2 separate regions of the Homo sapiens genome follow, and region 1 is linked to region 2. The links are chromatin loops, found by intact Hi-C in ENCODE. Cell type or tissue: sigmoid colon. All regions are shown on one strand.

Evidence for each region. Hi-C counts contacts between places; a loop is a spot of excess contacts. Peaks named below come from ENCODE experiments on the same cell type or tissue, not always from the same donor. Only the 100,000 strongest peaks of a DNase experiment are listed, where the experiment ranks them.
Region 1: it touches region 2 in a loop (5-fold over the local background); 7 of 110 quality-filtered maps call a loop at or near these places.

Annotation. Positions count from the first base shown.
Region 1 is chr12:5,984,038-5,992,037 of GRCh38, forward strand. It overlaps VWF (von Willebrand factor), which reads right to left. Exons shown (of 52, transcript NM_000552.5): 38 at 7,782-7,981; 39 at 1,526-1,628; 40 at 1,008-1,082. Among named protein-coding and RNA genes, the nearest start is that of ANO2, 43 kb to the left of the region's middle. In sigmoid colon, CTCF peaks have their summits at 4,721 (motif pointing right) and 4,929; a DNase peak (open chromatin) is centred at 4,744.
Region 2 is chr12:6,178,666-6,186,665 of GRCh38, forward strand. LOC105369623 (a long non-coding RNA gene) reads right to left here and starts at 2,366. Exons shown (of 3, transcript XR_931588.3): 1 at 1,934-2,366. RefSeq lists enhancers at 1,463-2,033, 4,492-4,671. In sigmoid colon, no CTCF peak of the experiment used is centred here; DNase peaks (open chromatin) are centred at 1,836, 3,836 and 5,336; H3K27ac peaks cover 4,038 bases.

The sequences.
Region 1 (8,000 bases), 190 kb before region 2:
AGATAGATCAATCCAAGTCACATACTGATTATTCTTATCATCCACTAGGGCTTTCACATCTCAGCCAAGTCAACTTGGATCCTCTAGACCTGTTTCTTCTTCTGGAAGGTGGGAACTCTACCTTATAGGATCAGTCTGAGGAGTTCACAAAATAATAAGGGCAAAGTGCCCGGCACATTGTAGGAGACTAGTAATGTCTATAAAATGAGGGGCTTGAAGTAAATGATCCCTCTAGTTCTCTCTACTGCTAACATTCTAAGACCTCCTTTACATTAATTGTTCTCAAGCCACATCTCCCTCCCCTACAGGACTTCTATTTATTTCTGATCAATTTCATGAGTACAAATAAGTTTCTCCGATTATATGATTTTCTTTTAGTTCCTTGGACTGTCCCCTGATCTATCTGCTCTCCCTTCAATATCTGCATCACTGCAAATTGTACAAGCCTGTGCTTTAGGTCTTCATCTGTACAAGCAATAAACACACTGGACAGGACTGGGACAAAGGCACTAATGATTTCCTGCCATGCTAACCGTAATTCCATCAGCTCTGAATTCACGGACTTATACCATTATTCAGCCCACTATTCACAGAGCAGCCTGCAAGGCTAGCATGAAAACCTCTAGCAAACAACCTGCTGAACTCAAGGTGCCCAGTGTGTGGTCTTCTCTATATCTAGCAGCCTCAAAATCTTATTGAAAATGAAAATGGGTTGCTTTGGCATGACCTTTTCTTCAGTATATCTCCATAGTCCCCAGTAATCACCCCATTCTTGTATTAATCCTGTCAAACCTGTGTTTAGTAATTTACAGTAGATTCTTCTAGGAAGCAAATCCTATTCTCCAGAGGTAACCCTTTCCACTTTTTTGGAGTATCCAGTCGGTCCTTACCCACCTCCTTTCACACACCCTGTGCCTGAGAACAGAGACACCTTTCAGCACCTTCAACGTGGTGCCCCCTGGGGCTAGGGTTGGGCCCTGGAGACATCCCCCTGGTGGGACACATACCACACTCATACTCGGGGCAGCACTGGTCTGCATTCTGGCGGAGGCGGGCTACTTCACACAGGCCACACGTGGGAGCTAGAGGAGAGGAACGGCCACAAAAGTCAGAGAAATTAGTGGTGGGACAGCCTCAGAGGGATTTGAAATGTTCTTGCTCACTGAAAACTAGTAGGAGTTCTGTACGGTCATCCCACAAGGATCCAGGCCACGGGACCTCTGACAGATGAGTGTCCCCATGTTCCTGTTGACACCCTCACATTTACCCTCCAGGGGACTCTTAAGTCTGACCGTTGCTGGGGACCAGAGGCGAGGGTTAATCTGAGAATGTCGACCCCAGGTGCAGAATGGGGCTCCCAGGCCCAGTGATGGGAAATGCAGGCTGGGCAAGGAAGCCCACCCACTCTAGGACTCTAGGTGCCAGTGTTTGAGTCTGCTCTGCCAGAGGTGAAGATGGGTGGCTGGGGGGCCTTGCAGGGGCCCTTGTTCCTCCATGAAGGCACCAGGGAGGGGAGGACTCTCACCTTTGGCCGTGGGGCAGGGCTGCGTTGTGCAGTTGACCTTCCGCCCGCTGAGGCATGTGCAGATCTGACAGGGCTGGTGGTCCGGGACCCAGGCTTCCAGGAACTGAGGGCAAAGCGAGGTTCAGAAAGGGCACAGGACATTCTAGGTACGAAGCCCAGAATTCACAGAGGTCAGCTCTCCCTGCCTCCGGCAAGGGCCAGTCCCTGACCCAGCCCTCTGACAGAGCCTCACAGGCAAACAAAAGCAGGCTGAAAGGAGGTTGTGAGGTTCTAATGGCTTTCAGAAAGGTGGTTGCCACATTGCTTTGTAAACTAACATGCGGAAATTTTCACTACAGCCTTCTCTGTTGGCAGTGCTAAAACCAAGCAAAGAAAGAAAAATGAGAGTTCTTGGATCGCACTGCTAGTCATTTCTCAAGCCAAAGGAGAAATTGGGTTGTTGCTTGGGGAAAAAAATCCATTTATTTCTGAAATTGACTTCAGACAATAGGGTAGGAAGAGCGGTGGGGAGGACAGCAAAACTCTTGAAAGCATCACATTCTTGATGCCCGCAGTGACTTTAGAGGCCTGAGTGCAGTTCTCTGATTTTTCAAATGGGAGACGGCCCAGGGCAGAGAGCAGCCTTCTCGAAGGTACACACAGCCCCACAGCACAAGGCTTTGAAGTCAGGAACTCCTGAACTCTAACAAAGGCTGCATTCCGCTGTGCCTCAGTTTCCTCACCTGTAAAATGAGCGTACTCAAGCCTGCCTTGCAGGACTGTTGTAAGGAGTGAGAAACTGTGATTAGCACAGGGTACACAGCAAAGAGCTCCACTAATAAGAAGCAGAGCCAGGACTCAGTCTCCCTCTGGATTCAGCCATAAAGTTAAATTTAAACTTAAAATTAAATTCAAGTGAAATTGCCCCTGAAGAAACACATTCTTATCCAGTAGCTCAAAGGCCTCTAAGAAGTTCCCAGGTCAAGAAGGTCTTACTTATTACTTCCACAGTCAGCAATCAGTCAGCTAAGAAGGAAGATCAAATACCCACAAGTAAGGCCCCCTTCCCCCAAAGTGCCCTGCCCTCCTTCAGGATTAACCCCTCTGGTCCTGCCCTTGACACCTTTCACTCACTCAATAAATGATAGCAGCTAACATTCAGATGCCACCTGCTGTGTGCCACTGTGTTGAGGACTTTATTTAAATCACTCATGTAATCCTCACTGCAGTCCTACGGTGAGGATATGTTTTACCACTGCCCTCACTTTTCCAATGAGAAAGCTAAGGCACCTGCTAGGTTCCCACAGGCACAGCGACAGAGTGAGGATTTGAATCCAAATCCATGGTTTGTTTCTTTGTTATTTTATGTTTTGGTTTTTGTTTGTTTGTTTGTTTGTTTGTTTTGAGACAGAGTCGCACTCTCTCGCCTAGACTGCAGTGCAGTGGCATGATCTCGGCTCATTGCAACCTCTGCCTCCCGAGTTTAAGTGATTCTCCTGCCTCAGCCTCCCAAATAGTTGGGACTATAGGCATGTGCCACCATACCCAGCTAATTTTTGTATTTTAGTAGAGACAGGATTTCACCATGTTGGCCAGGCTGGGTCTCGAATTCCTGACCTCAAGTGATCCACCTGCCTCAGCCTCCCAAAGTGCTGGGATTACAGGTGTGAGCCACTATGCCCGGCCCAAATCCATGGTTTTAAACCACCATGCTCTGCTGCCTCCCACAGGTAACTAATAATAAATATGTTCAAGATATTTTTCTAAGAGTTTTACATTTATGTACTTTATTTTCCTAATAATAACACTACCAGATAAGTAGTAGTATCTATATTTACAAATAATGAAACTGAGACACCAAGAAGTTAAGAAATTTGACCAAGTGGCACATCCAGGCTTCGAACTTAGCATTCTGGCCCCAGACACCACAGGCCTAGCCTCTTGCAGCACAACTGCTTCTCATCAACAGACACAGTGCCCATCGTGGGCAGGTCTGAACACACCATCCTAGCCCTCGAATGGCTGACAGTCAGGTTGAGGAAATAAGACTCATTCGTGAAAATCTGAATGAGAAAAATAAATTGTGATACACACACACCGTGGAATACCACCTAGCAATGAGAAGGAGAAAACTATCAAAACAGACAGCATCATGGATGAATCCCAAAAGCGTTATGCTGGGTGAAGGAAGCCAGGCAGAAAAGAAGTGCGTAGGCATGATTCCATTTATGTGAAATTCCAGAAAATGTAAACGAATCTATAGTGACAGAAAGCAGACCAGTAGTTGTCTAGGGTTGAGGGATATATTTAAAAGGGCATAAGCTAACCTTTGGGGGATGGAAATTCATTATCTTGGTTATGTCAATGGTTTTATAGGTGTGTACATATGTCAAAACCTATCAAATTGTACACTTTAAATATGTGCTGTTTGTGGCATGTAAATTATATCTCAATAAAGCTATTTGTAAAAATAAAAAATAAAAGAGCAGTAAGAGTGCAAAAGGAGAGTCCACTAAGATTGGGCACTCCAGAGAGTCTCACAAGGGTGCACCTATGAAGCACAGGAAGACTTGGGCAAAGGGGAAAGGAGGAGGAATTCCAGGTGGGAAACAGCTAACAAAGGCACAGACGAAGGAACACTCCCGCAGTGCCCGGCATCACAGGTGAGGCAGGTGGCTGAAGACAATGGAGGAGGCCCTGCCTCACAGAGAAGAGCTAAATAAAGACAACCCTGGCGACAGCATGCAGGACGGAAAAGGGAAGGACTAGGAATAAAAACCAGAAAAGACACAGCGGCTGCCACTCCAGCTGGGAAGGTGGAGGGAGGGGCCCAGGGCGCTGGCCTCGGAGGGCTGGGGCAGGGGGTCGAATTGGCAGACATGAGGGGATGCGGAAGGAGAGAGTCATGTTCTGTATATGTTTCAGTGTTCTTTTTTCTCTCCTTTTAAACGCAGACCTCAGATATTTAAACTCAAGAATAAATCACACAATTTTCCAACTATCCTGAGAATGGGTAACACACAACAGATGACCAAAAGCAGGTGTCCAACCTCCTCCGCTGGGGATTTTCATTTCCCAGGAAGCTTAAGGCCTGCCCAAGGCAGGGAAAAGAATAAAAATTAAAAATTTAAAAAACAAGCTAAGGCCAAGCTTCTAAAAGCAACCGTAGTGGCTCTCCAGGCCTGGCCAGGCTATGCAGCAACGCGGCCGGCAGATGGCACTGCTGCACAAGCCCAGGCCAACTGCAGGCAGGCAGTCGCAATCGCCAGGTTCCAGGGCCCAGGCGTGACTATCACCAGGCCAGAACCGGTATGAGAGCCAGCAGGAGTTAAAGTCTGAATGAAGGTGACAAAAGATCGGCCTGCAGAGAATAAGGTGGGAAAACTGACATTTTCAAGGCCCAAGGTCAAAGAAGGACACAAGCAATTCATCATGCACCACCCACCACCAGCCAATGTGATGGGGGATGCAAATGAAATGCAAACACTGAGCCCAGCTAGGGACAGCAGAGACTAAGGGAGAGGGAAGGAGGCTACGGGCCAGAGCTTCTGGGCCATGGACAAGGTTCCTGCTAAACTTGTGCCTGTCACTACAGCACCCACCACCACCAGCAGCTCCACTGAGCCAGGGACAGCCTGTGCAGGCTCTTGGTCCCTTCTGATCCTACTCCAAAGACTCACCTCTTTAGACTCTGTTTTGTAAAATAAACAAGAGCTATGAAAACTAGTGAATATTTTGCTCTTCTGAAATTACTACAATAGTTTTATACCCTAGTTTATTTCCCTTAATAAAAGGTTTTCTGGGCTTTATTTTTCAGTTTAAAAAAAAAAGTTTCTTTAATGGAAATGTTCTTCACATTAGGTTTTTATTCTTTCTCTGCTTTGAAAGTCAAAGTTGAAAATGCACGTGGCTGGATATGATGTTTGTTTTCATTCATTTAAACTGTATTTTCTGAAATCACTAAAAGTGGCTGTGTTGTTTTCAAAGTTTTCAATTAACTAATTTTATTTTACCTGATTTTAAAATATATTTATAAGACGGTTTCTACATCCAAAATATTTGGATGGAAACTTTATACAACTTGAATGCATATTCTAATGTGTTGGACTGAAGATGAGGCGGGCAGTGAAAGGGGAAAATAGCACCAGAAAGGAGAAGCAAAGGATAGGGGTTTGGAGACACTAAGATAAAGTTCACAGTCTTCCTGCTCTCAGGACCTTGCAGACATTTGACACTCATGAGCCAGAAATGCTGCAAACTTGAGCTCACTTCTCATCACAGAACGCCAAGGAAAAGATCATTTCTGTCTCCTTCTGAGAGCAAGCATTTTGCCACTACTAGTAAAACCGGTCTGAAATTACCACAGGTTTCTAGCCCCATATGTAAATTGGTCCACATCATTCAAGCCCTGCAGGAGCTCAGGAGCTATACAAATCAAGGAGAGGAATATAAGGTTTTGTCAACTCATTTAGGGAATATCACAGAACAGGCAATTACTTAACTTGGCAAGTTGAAATATGGCAGTAGAGTAGGACTTTAGCTCATCTATTCCACGGTGAGGACAAATTGGATCCACTAGGACAAAGCCCAACAACTAAACTAGAGCAGATGAGATCACTATAAGTGACTATAAGTAATAGCCCTAATGGATACCCATGCTCCAATGAACATGAGTTAGCCCAGAGTTCAGCTCACAGTTCCAGTGAGGTCAATGGCAGGGCTAGGACACTATAGGATGACTGATGTTATGAATATAAATCCCAGCTTTATCACCTCATGCCATTGAGCCTCAGTCTCATCCATTCAATAGGATGTGCGATTATGACCCTATAGAGCTTTGGGGAGAATCATATAAAATGGTCCCTATCCTGGCTTATAACATCAGGGACAGAATAGTGTAGTTACTGAAATGTTGTTTTCACTATTCTGCAGGCTGGTTAGCTACATTTACCATGAGTTCTCCTATTCGTGGTTGAACATAGTGGTAAGTCACTCTACTTGGTCCACTTAGCAAGAATGGTCCTCCTTGGCGATGAAGACATTAGGTCTTGAGTGCAGTCCATGATCACAAAACACATTCTCCTTTCCTAGAAGCCAAATATGCTTCTATCTCTACCACGGTCTGTAGTATCACTGTCAAGCATGAAGGACAGGGCCACTGCACACATTCACATGTACACGTTCACATGTGCACAGACACACACTGCCCCAGATCCTACAAATATACACGGGGTCAACTTTGAAGAGAGATGACAGCCATTTTAGGCCAAGACGGAGGAGTCTGGTAAATATGCTTTCAAAATACACTCAATAACTCCCATAGAGCTAAAAAAAAAAAAAAAAAAAAAAAAAAAAAAAAAAAAAAAATTTTGATGACTCAGTGACTCCCAAGCAAATCAGCCCAAAAAAGATGCAGCAAAAGGGCCATTTCATATAGTGGAAAGAGCCAGATCTTTGGAGTCACATAGAGCTTCAAATTCTGAGATCAACTCCATTACTTATAAATTGTTTCCATGGGTAACTTACTGAGCTCTTTAGGTCTTAGTTTCTTCATAGGATTTTTGTATTTATGAGTGACACAGGATACAATAATGTATTCTGTGGAATCCCAGTCCCAAGGGATTCTCACACACACACACACACACACACACACACACACACACACGCATGCACACACACGCTCCATGATCAAATAAGTTTGAGAAACAAAAACTCTCTTAAATATCTGCAAGGTACAGTAGTATATTAAAAAGACTAAAGAGTTCTGCAATAAAGAAACCTGTTTAACTATGGTTAGCTGGTGTTCTTTAAACTCACTTGACCACAAGTAACTGTTAATACCCTGCAAAATACACCTTTGAAAAACACTAAGATAATGAATATATTGGGTTTAGCACAATCAAGGTACATAATCTCTCTTAACAATGGCAGACATTATGACACAAAATATTCTTTTCCCTTTCCCTCCTGGATTTCTGTATCATTCTGCTTAAATGACTATAATCATAAAGACAATAGTAATAACAATCATAATAATAATGTGGTAACAACACTTTGATGTTTAATCCCACAGATAATACATGACAGACGCAGGATTTGAACCAAGAGCTATCTGAATGCAAGGCCATTACACAATACTGCCTCCCTATCCCTAATGATCCCCGTAAGAGTCAACCCTGCTGCCACAGTTGGAAGAGGCCAATCACTGGTGAACATATCTCCCTTTTGACCCAAGAGGGAAGCAGCCCCATGGGAAGTGAAAGGCCCAGGCTCCTACCTGGTGCTGGACTCCATCCTCACCAATGCACTGAGTGCAGGCCTCTTCAGGGACACAGCTGCCTTCCAACATGACTTTATCTGGAGGGCAGAAACAGCCTTCGGAGGGATGGTCCCCACAGGAGCTCACGTTGCCATCACAGTGCCGGGGACAGCCATGCTCACAGTGGTTGTAGACCAGAGATGGTGGGCATGACATAGCTGTAGACAGAGAAGGAGG
Region 2 (8,000 bases):
GTCTGAGACTGGGTCTATTCATCTCTCCATCCTCGGCCTAATGGTACTAGACACATAGTCAGCCCATAAATATTTATTGAATCAACCAATGAATAAAAGAGAAGACTTTTGTGTCTTTGTTTCCCATTCCTTTTTTCCCCCACTCTCACAATGGAGAAGCGTCATGGGGCAGGAATAAAGAGAAAGAGGAATGTGTGCCCCATATTCACTCCATACTCTCCTCTCCCCATCCAGTTCCAGGCTCTGCCTTATACAACAAGGGAACCTTTCTCCTTGGCCTTTCTATTGCTGGACGGTACCAGGTTTGACTCAGGGGACCTGAGGAAAAGGCTTTATCCCCCAGAATGCCTGCCCTGACCCCACAGAACCAGGGTTGCCTGAAGCAGCCCCAGCCAGACTTTCTGCAGTGGGAGCCGTCTCATCCAGGAGACGCCACACTGCTCATCCTGGTCAGAGGCTGGTCAGAGGCTGCAACTGCCCCTGGCTATTCCAAGAACAGGCAATTTGTCAAAACGTCTCTGAGCAGGCCCCAGGGCCAGCCACTCCTTCCCTCCTCCTTCCTTCCCCATCCATTCATTTACCCGTAGGTATTGAGTGCTCCCAAGGGCCCAGGACTGGCTTCCCGGACTTCCAGTCCAGCAGGAGAGACACATTGAGCAAGTAATAACAAGTGTGACGAGGCTATAGGGAAGACAGAAGGAAAAGGAGGCCATGGAGGGAAGGAGCAACCAAGAACAAACGAAGGGAAAAAGGCAAAAGCAGAAAGAGGCGTCACAGGCCAGCCCCTCCCCACTCTTCCCTGCATTCCAGAAACCAGAGGGCCTGGAGAGGAGGCACCAATGAGCCACAGAGATGCATTGTATTCATTTTCTGGGGCTGCAGTAACAGAATGCCACAGACTAGGGGGCTTACACAGCAGAAATGTACTGTCTCACAGCTCTGGAAGCCAGAAGCCTCCAGGCTCCTTCTGAGCACTGTGAGGGGGTCCGTCCCATGCCTCTCCGCTGGCATCTAGGGGTTTGCTGCAGTCTTTGGCATTCCTGGCTTGTGGATGGCATTCTCCCTGTCTTCAATCAGCTTCCCTTTGTATGTGTCCCTCTACACATGGCATTCACGTGTGTGTTAAAAGTTACCATTTTTAAGTAGTTCAGTGGCCTTGAGTGTATCCACAATGTTGTGTCACGTTCCATCTCCAGAACTTTCTCATCATCCCAAACGGAAACTCCACATCCATTCAACACTGACTCTCCATACCCCATTTCCCAGCCCCTGCTCACATCTATTCTACCATCTGTTTATGAATTTCACTATTCTAGGCAGCTCCTTCATGGAATCACACAGTTTGTCCTGATGTGACTGGCTTATTTCACTGAGCACAATGCCTTCCGTTTTCATCCATGTTCACATGGCACTATTTTATAAAGGATCCCAATCATAGAGGGCTAGGGGCCCACTCTCCTCTAGTCCAACCTCATTTTAATTTAACTAATTCCCTCTGCAGCAACCCTATCACCAACTAAGTTCACATTCTGAGGCACCGGGGATGAGGACCTCAACATAGGAATCTGGGGGGACACAACACAACAGGTGTGCCGTGACCGAGACAGAGATGGGAGGAACAGAAAAAGCCACCCTGACAGGCAGCATGGGAGGGGTGATGAGCAAGTTCTTGTTTTGTTGACCCTTAACCCCTCTGTACTCCCTACAGGAGCCACTTCCCTGGCGTGCTTCCCCAGCCCGGCTGACTCACTGGACAGGAAAAGGAAGGGCAGGAATTCAGGCCGATGAGCCAGGGACCCTCACCTCTGGCCGGGCCTGGCACAGCCTCCTGGGGAGCCCCCGCACACCAGCCCTCCCGGCACCACTCGGTGTGTCCTGCCTGGCTGATGGGCAGCCACGTATGCCCCACCCTCCCCTGACCGTGCCCACTTACCCAGGGGCCCAGCTGTCTTGGCTGGCAGGCTTCCATTGCAAGTCACTCCTCCATCCACACAGATCACTCACGTCCCTCATTCCGTCCCTCGTTCCACAGAGCGTGTTGACACCCACTGCGGGGCAGGCCTGGCTGCAGGCCTGGAGATGCAACAGCAGCAAAAGGAGCAGCCCCTGCCCCAGGAGGCTCCCATTCAAGTGAAGGAGGCAGACGAAAGGCCACAACAGTCGAGTGCACACTGTCAGATGGCGATGAGGGCCAAGGAGGCACAGCAGCAGGGGAGGGGATAGGGAAGGCCCCGGTGGGCTGGGCTGCGTGAGCCACCTCTGACAAGGGTGCCTGGGAGCAGAGGCCCAAAGGATTGGACAGAACCAGCCATGTGGATCCTGGGGGAGAGGATCCAGGCTGAGGAAGCAGCAAGGGCTCAGGCGAGAGCGGGAGTGCCCCCATCCTTTCCAAGAAACACCCACGAGTCCAGGGTCTGTGTGTGTGTGTGTGTGTGTGTGTGTGTGTGTGTGTGTATCTATATGTGTGTGTCTGTATGAGTATGTGTCTGTATGATGTCTGTGTGTCTTTATGTGTGTGTGTCTGTGTATCTATATGTGTGTGTCTGTATGTGTATGTGTCTGTATGATGTCTGTGTGTCTTTATGTGTGTGTCTGTGTGTATCTATGTGTGTATGTGTGTGTCTGTATGTGTATGTGTCTGTATGATGTCTGTGTGTCTTTATGTGTGTGTGTCTGTGTGTGTGTCTATGTTCCTGGGTGTGTGTCTGTATGTGTGTACCTATATGTGTGTGTGTGTGTATCTATATGTGTATGTGTCTGTATGTGCATGTGTCTGTATGATGTGTCTATGTGTCTCTATGTGTGTGTGTCTGTACGTGTGTGTGTATCTATATATGTGTCTGTGTGTCTGTGTGTGTGTGTGTGTGTGTGTGTGTGTGTGTGTTGGGAAATGGCAGTGGCAGGTGCACTATATGGTGGAGACACTGGGTTTTAGGCTTTAATGAGTTTGGGTTTTACCCCCAAGAAACTGGGGGTAAAAGAGGGAATAAAAGCAAAACATCCCATGCCCTCAAGGAACGTCTAGTCCAGGATTAGAAGTGGGGCAGTCCCAGGAAGGAGCCATCTTGACAGTGAATTCACGCGGAAGACGCGTGAACCCAGCTGGCCTGGAGAGACAGAGGTGCTTTGCAGGGCATGGGGAAGCCAGCAGGTCCCAGTCGAGAAACCTGGTTTTCTGTCTGGGTTGGTTGAAGACTCTTTGTCCCAGAAGGAGTCGCTTGTTTGCTTGTTCATCTTAAGTTTAAATTGAGAGAGGTTAACGGCTTTTGCCTCAGAAGGCAGGCTGGCCTGGCAGGGTGTGTGTTGTGAGGTGCAGAAACACATCTTCCCCAGCTGGCCTCACAGGCCAAGAAGCAGATAATGTCTTCCTTCTGCCAGCTTCCCCGCAGCTTGGTTTTCCTGGGACAGTTCCTCCGCTGGAGGAAGGGACAGGGGATGGGGACAGGGGATGGAGGAGGAGTTGGGGAGACCCTTCAGAGAGTGTGGCAGAAACACGTGTGTACAGGCTGGCACACGAGTCACAGAGGCAACAGGGTGGCTGCGGGGAGAAATGTGAGCAGAGCTCATGCAATTGTCGTGAGTGAGTGCGCTCTCGCGGCTCTAAGGATTTGGGAAAACAACTTGCAGATCCAGGCATGTTTACGTAGGGAGGGGTGCCGTGTGCTGGACCAGGTCCAGAACTAAAAATAACACAGTATTTCTGTGCCCAGCAAGAGCGCTAGCATCTGTGGGGTTTGCGTGGTGGGAAGAGTGTGGTTTCAGCTGAACCAGGCGCAGTGTGACCAGAACAGTAGGAGGGAAGGCCAGGCCTGGGTGGGAGGCCCCAGGATGGGCGGGGGAAGGACTGAGGGCGAAGGCCATCCCAACTCGCAGCAGAAAAAGCCTCCAGGCGGTCACGGGCTGCCCATCTCGTGAGGCCAGATGTGGGTCCTCCTGCATATCTGAAACAGCACAGAGCATTGGGGCAGCCTCCAAACCTCCCCTATAAGGAGCAGTTAAGGGATCCAGAGGGCGTGGCCTGGAGCAGAGAGAAGGGAAGCAACATGTGTGGGGCATTCACAAGTGCAGGATGCCTTCTCCGGGCTCCCATGATGATCCAGACAGGTAGGCGTTTTCCTTCCCTTTTTGCAGATTGTGAAAACAGCGTTCAAAAAAGACTCATGGGCCGGGCGCGGTGGATCACGCCTGTAATCCCAGCACTTTGGGAGGCCAAGGCAGGCAGATCACAAGGCCAGGAGTTGAAGACCAACCTGGCCAACATGATGAAACCCTGTCTCTACTAAAAATACAAAAATTAGCCGGACGTGATGGTGGGCACCTGTAATCCCAGCTACTCAGGAGGCTGAGGCAGGAGAATCGCTTGAAACCGGAAGGCAGAGGTTGCAGTGAGCCGAGATTGCGCCACTGCACTCCAGCCTGGTCAATAAGAGTGAAACTCTGTCTCAAAAACAAACCAACCAACAAACCAAAAACTCTTGTAACCCTGGGGCCACCCAGCCACAAAGAGGCAGGGCTGGGACAGGCCCCTGCAAGTCTCCTCTGGAAGGCCAAAGGGCTGCTACTAGGAAGGGGTGGCAGACTCATCCCATGTGGCTTCAGAGGGCAGGACATGGACAAAGGTTATGGGAAGGGAGGGAAACTTTCCAATAACCAGACTGCACAAGAGTGGAGTGGCCTGCCTCAGGAGGGGTAAGCTCATGCAAAAGCTGGCTGTTGGGGACATTGGGAGGGACTCTGAAGGTCACCACCACTCTGAATCAATGCTGTGTGGGAGGATGCCAGGGTCCACTGGACCCATGACGTGCCTTTAGCGTGGGAAGCAGGGAACCTCAACTTTGGAAAGAGTGAGGGCACAGTGATGTCCAGCCACTCCCAGAAGCCGTCTGTTAATAGAGCAACCCCTCGGGCGGTGTGCAATCCTAATGACCAGCCCCAGGACATTGGAAACAGGGTCCTGCTGACCACAGTCTAGGAGACAGGGCTGCACACAGACGGAACCAAGCACACAAGACGAGAGAGGGTGTGTACCGCAGAAACCAAGGGCTCATTTATGTGCTGCGTTCTCAGTCTGCAAGGAGTCAGAAGAGAGGACAGTGAGGCCAGGAGAACTCAGGGAACACTCCTTGTTGTAATCATCACAGTTATGTAACTCATATTACCAGCTGTTCTTTCGTGAGCATTCTCTATGTGCCAGGCTAAGTGTTTTGTATGCACTGTATGATTTAATCCTAGAACAACACTATGAAGCAGGAGCTCTTAGTATTCCCCTTTTACAGATGAGGAGGCAGGCTCAGAGAGGTGATGTAACTTGCCCAGAATTATATAACTAGTGTGTGGCAGAGCCTGGACTCAAGCCCAGATCTGTTGGACTCCAGACCCCGTGTAGAACCATAAGGAACTGATGCTGCTTCAATTTCTGCACTGATACGGAAATCTCTCCGAGATATCATGCCGTTGTTTTCTATTGTTGCTATAGCATATTATCACAAGTTTAACACATATTTATTGCACACTTCTGGAGGTCAGCAGTCTGACATGTGGGTCTCACTGGGCTAAAATCTCAGTGTGGGCAGGGCTGTGTTCCCCTCTGGAGGCTGCAGGGGAGAATCCCTTTCCTTGCCTTTCCCAGCTTCTAGAGGCTGCCTGCATTCCTTGGCTCCTGGCCCCTCCTCTGTCTGCAAAGCCACCATTGTCATGTCTCTCTAACCCTTTGTCCCAGTTCCCTCTGACCACAGCCAGGAAAGATTATCTGACTTTAAGGATCCATAGGATTAGATTGAGCCCACTTGGATAATTCAGGATACTCTCCCCATCTCAAAGTCCTTAATCACATCTGCAAAGTTCTTTTTGCCAAGTAAGGTAACATGCACACCTGGCAGGGATTAAGGTGTGGTCACCTTTGTGGGGGCCATTATCCTGCCAGCCATATAAAAAGGAGAGAAAAGAGGCCAGGCGCGGTGGCTCACACCTGTAATCTCAGCACTTTGGAAGGCTGAGGCGGGCGGATCACCTGAGGTCAGGAGTTCAAGACCAGCCTGGCCAACATGGCAAAACCCCATCTCTACTAAAAATACAAAAAAATTGGCTGGGTGTGGTGGCTCACGCCTGTAATCCCAGCACTTTGGGAGGCCAAGGCGGGTGGATCACAAGGTCAGGAGATCGAGACCATCCTGGTTAACACAGTGAAACCCCGTCTCTACTAAAAACAAACAAACAAAACTCTACTAAAAAAAAAAAAAAAAAGAGAGAGAGAGAGAAAAGAGCAAGGTGCCGAATCAGTAGCAAGGTGCTTCTTCTGGTGTTAAAAAATTCTTAAATGGGGAGAATAACAATATATACTAGTATTTGCATAATGAAGGATACATTAAGGAACCAGTATTGGGGAAGAGCTAGCCTGATGGGGACAAGACTGGATGGAGATTTTTGCTGTCGTTATGCAAGTGTTCAAACACACGCAAAAGTAGAGAGAACAGTATAATGAATCCCATATACTCATCGCTCAGCATCAACGATTTTGCATTCTTATTGCATTTTATCTCTCCACTTTTTGGGAAGGGGACTGAACAATTTAAAGCAAATCCCAGACATCATATCATTCTACCCATAAAAACTGCAGCGTGTATCTCTAAGAGATACGGTTTTCTCAGAAACATAACCATGGCCGGGCGCAGTGGCTCATGCCTGTAATCCCAGCACTTTGGGGGGCCGAGGCGGGCGGATCACGAGGTCAGGAGATCGAGACCATCCTGGCTAACACGGTGAAACCCTGTCTCTACTAAAAATACAAAAAAATTAGCTGGGCGTAGTGGCGGGCGCCTGTAGTCCCAGCTACTGGGGAGGCTGAGGCAGGAGAATGGCGTGAACCCGGGAGGCGGAGCTTGCAGTGTGCCGAGATCGCGCCACTGCACTCCAGCCTGGGCGACAGAGCGAGACTCCGTCTCAGAGAGAAAAAAAAACAAAAACAAAAAACACATAACCACAATGCCATCATCACACGTAAGAAAGTTAACAATATTTCCTTAACATCATCTAGTCCTTAGTCCATATTTAAATTTCCCTAACTGCCTACAAAACCTTTTTTTTAATAACTGGTCTGTCTGCATCAGGATTCAAGAATCAGGCCCACACGTTGCCCTTGGTGGACAGAACTCCTAAATCTCTGTTACAGATTAACAGTTTCCAGGAGAAACACGTTTCCCTCTCTTGTATCTTTATTTTTCAGTTATATAAACAAATGATCTATTTTTAAATGAAATTTAAAATAAAAATCTAATGCTTCATGGAGATAAGGCTCCCAAGGGGTCCCAAAAAGTGGTGGGTGAGGGGAAGCCTCAGTGGAGCTCTGGGCTGGAGCGGATGGGAGGCAGAAGGCCCCACCAAAGCTACACGTGGTGAACAGACTTGGGGAGTCTAGGCTCTGACATTCTGGCTTCCTGGCCTGCTTGGAGGTGGGTGGGGAAGTGGTGGGAATGCCAGCGATACAATTTAGCCCTGAGGAAAGTCCCCAAAGTCAAGAGTGCTGCAGTCACTCTATGTGGGTAGGGTGGGAGAGCCACAGGAAACCCACCATCCCTCCATCAGAGCCATATCACACTCCTAGACCCAGGTGTTAAACCAAAGCGTGCCCAGATTGGACAACCGGGAAAAATGGAGATGCGCAGAATGTGCAGGACGGGGGAGGGGTTGGCTAAACTGGAAGTCGGGAGGTCCAAGTCCTACTCTAGCTCTGCCACCAGCCACCTGCACAGTCCTGTGAGAGCCACCTCTAAACACATTCCCTCTAGTAACCACGGCTGGGAGAGGTGGAATGGCGAATAACATCTATTAGTGTTTGCTTGTATTTGCATAAAGAAGGGCACAATAAAAACCGAAGCAGCATCAAATGAGATCCTGGGTATGGAAAAGGGAGTGTCAATTAATATTGTTAACAGCCAGATCCCAAAACCCCAATCCTACCAAGTTCCCAACATTATCCCTAATTTAAGAGAGGAGTTCTGCAG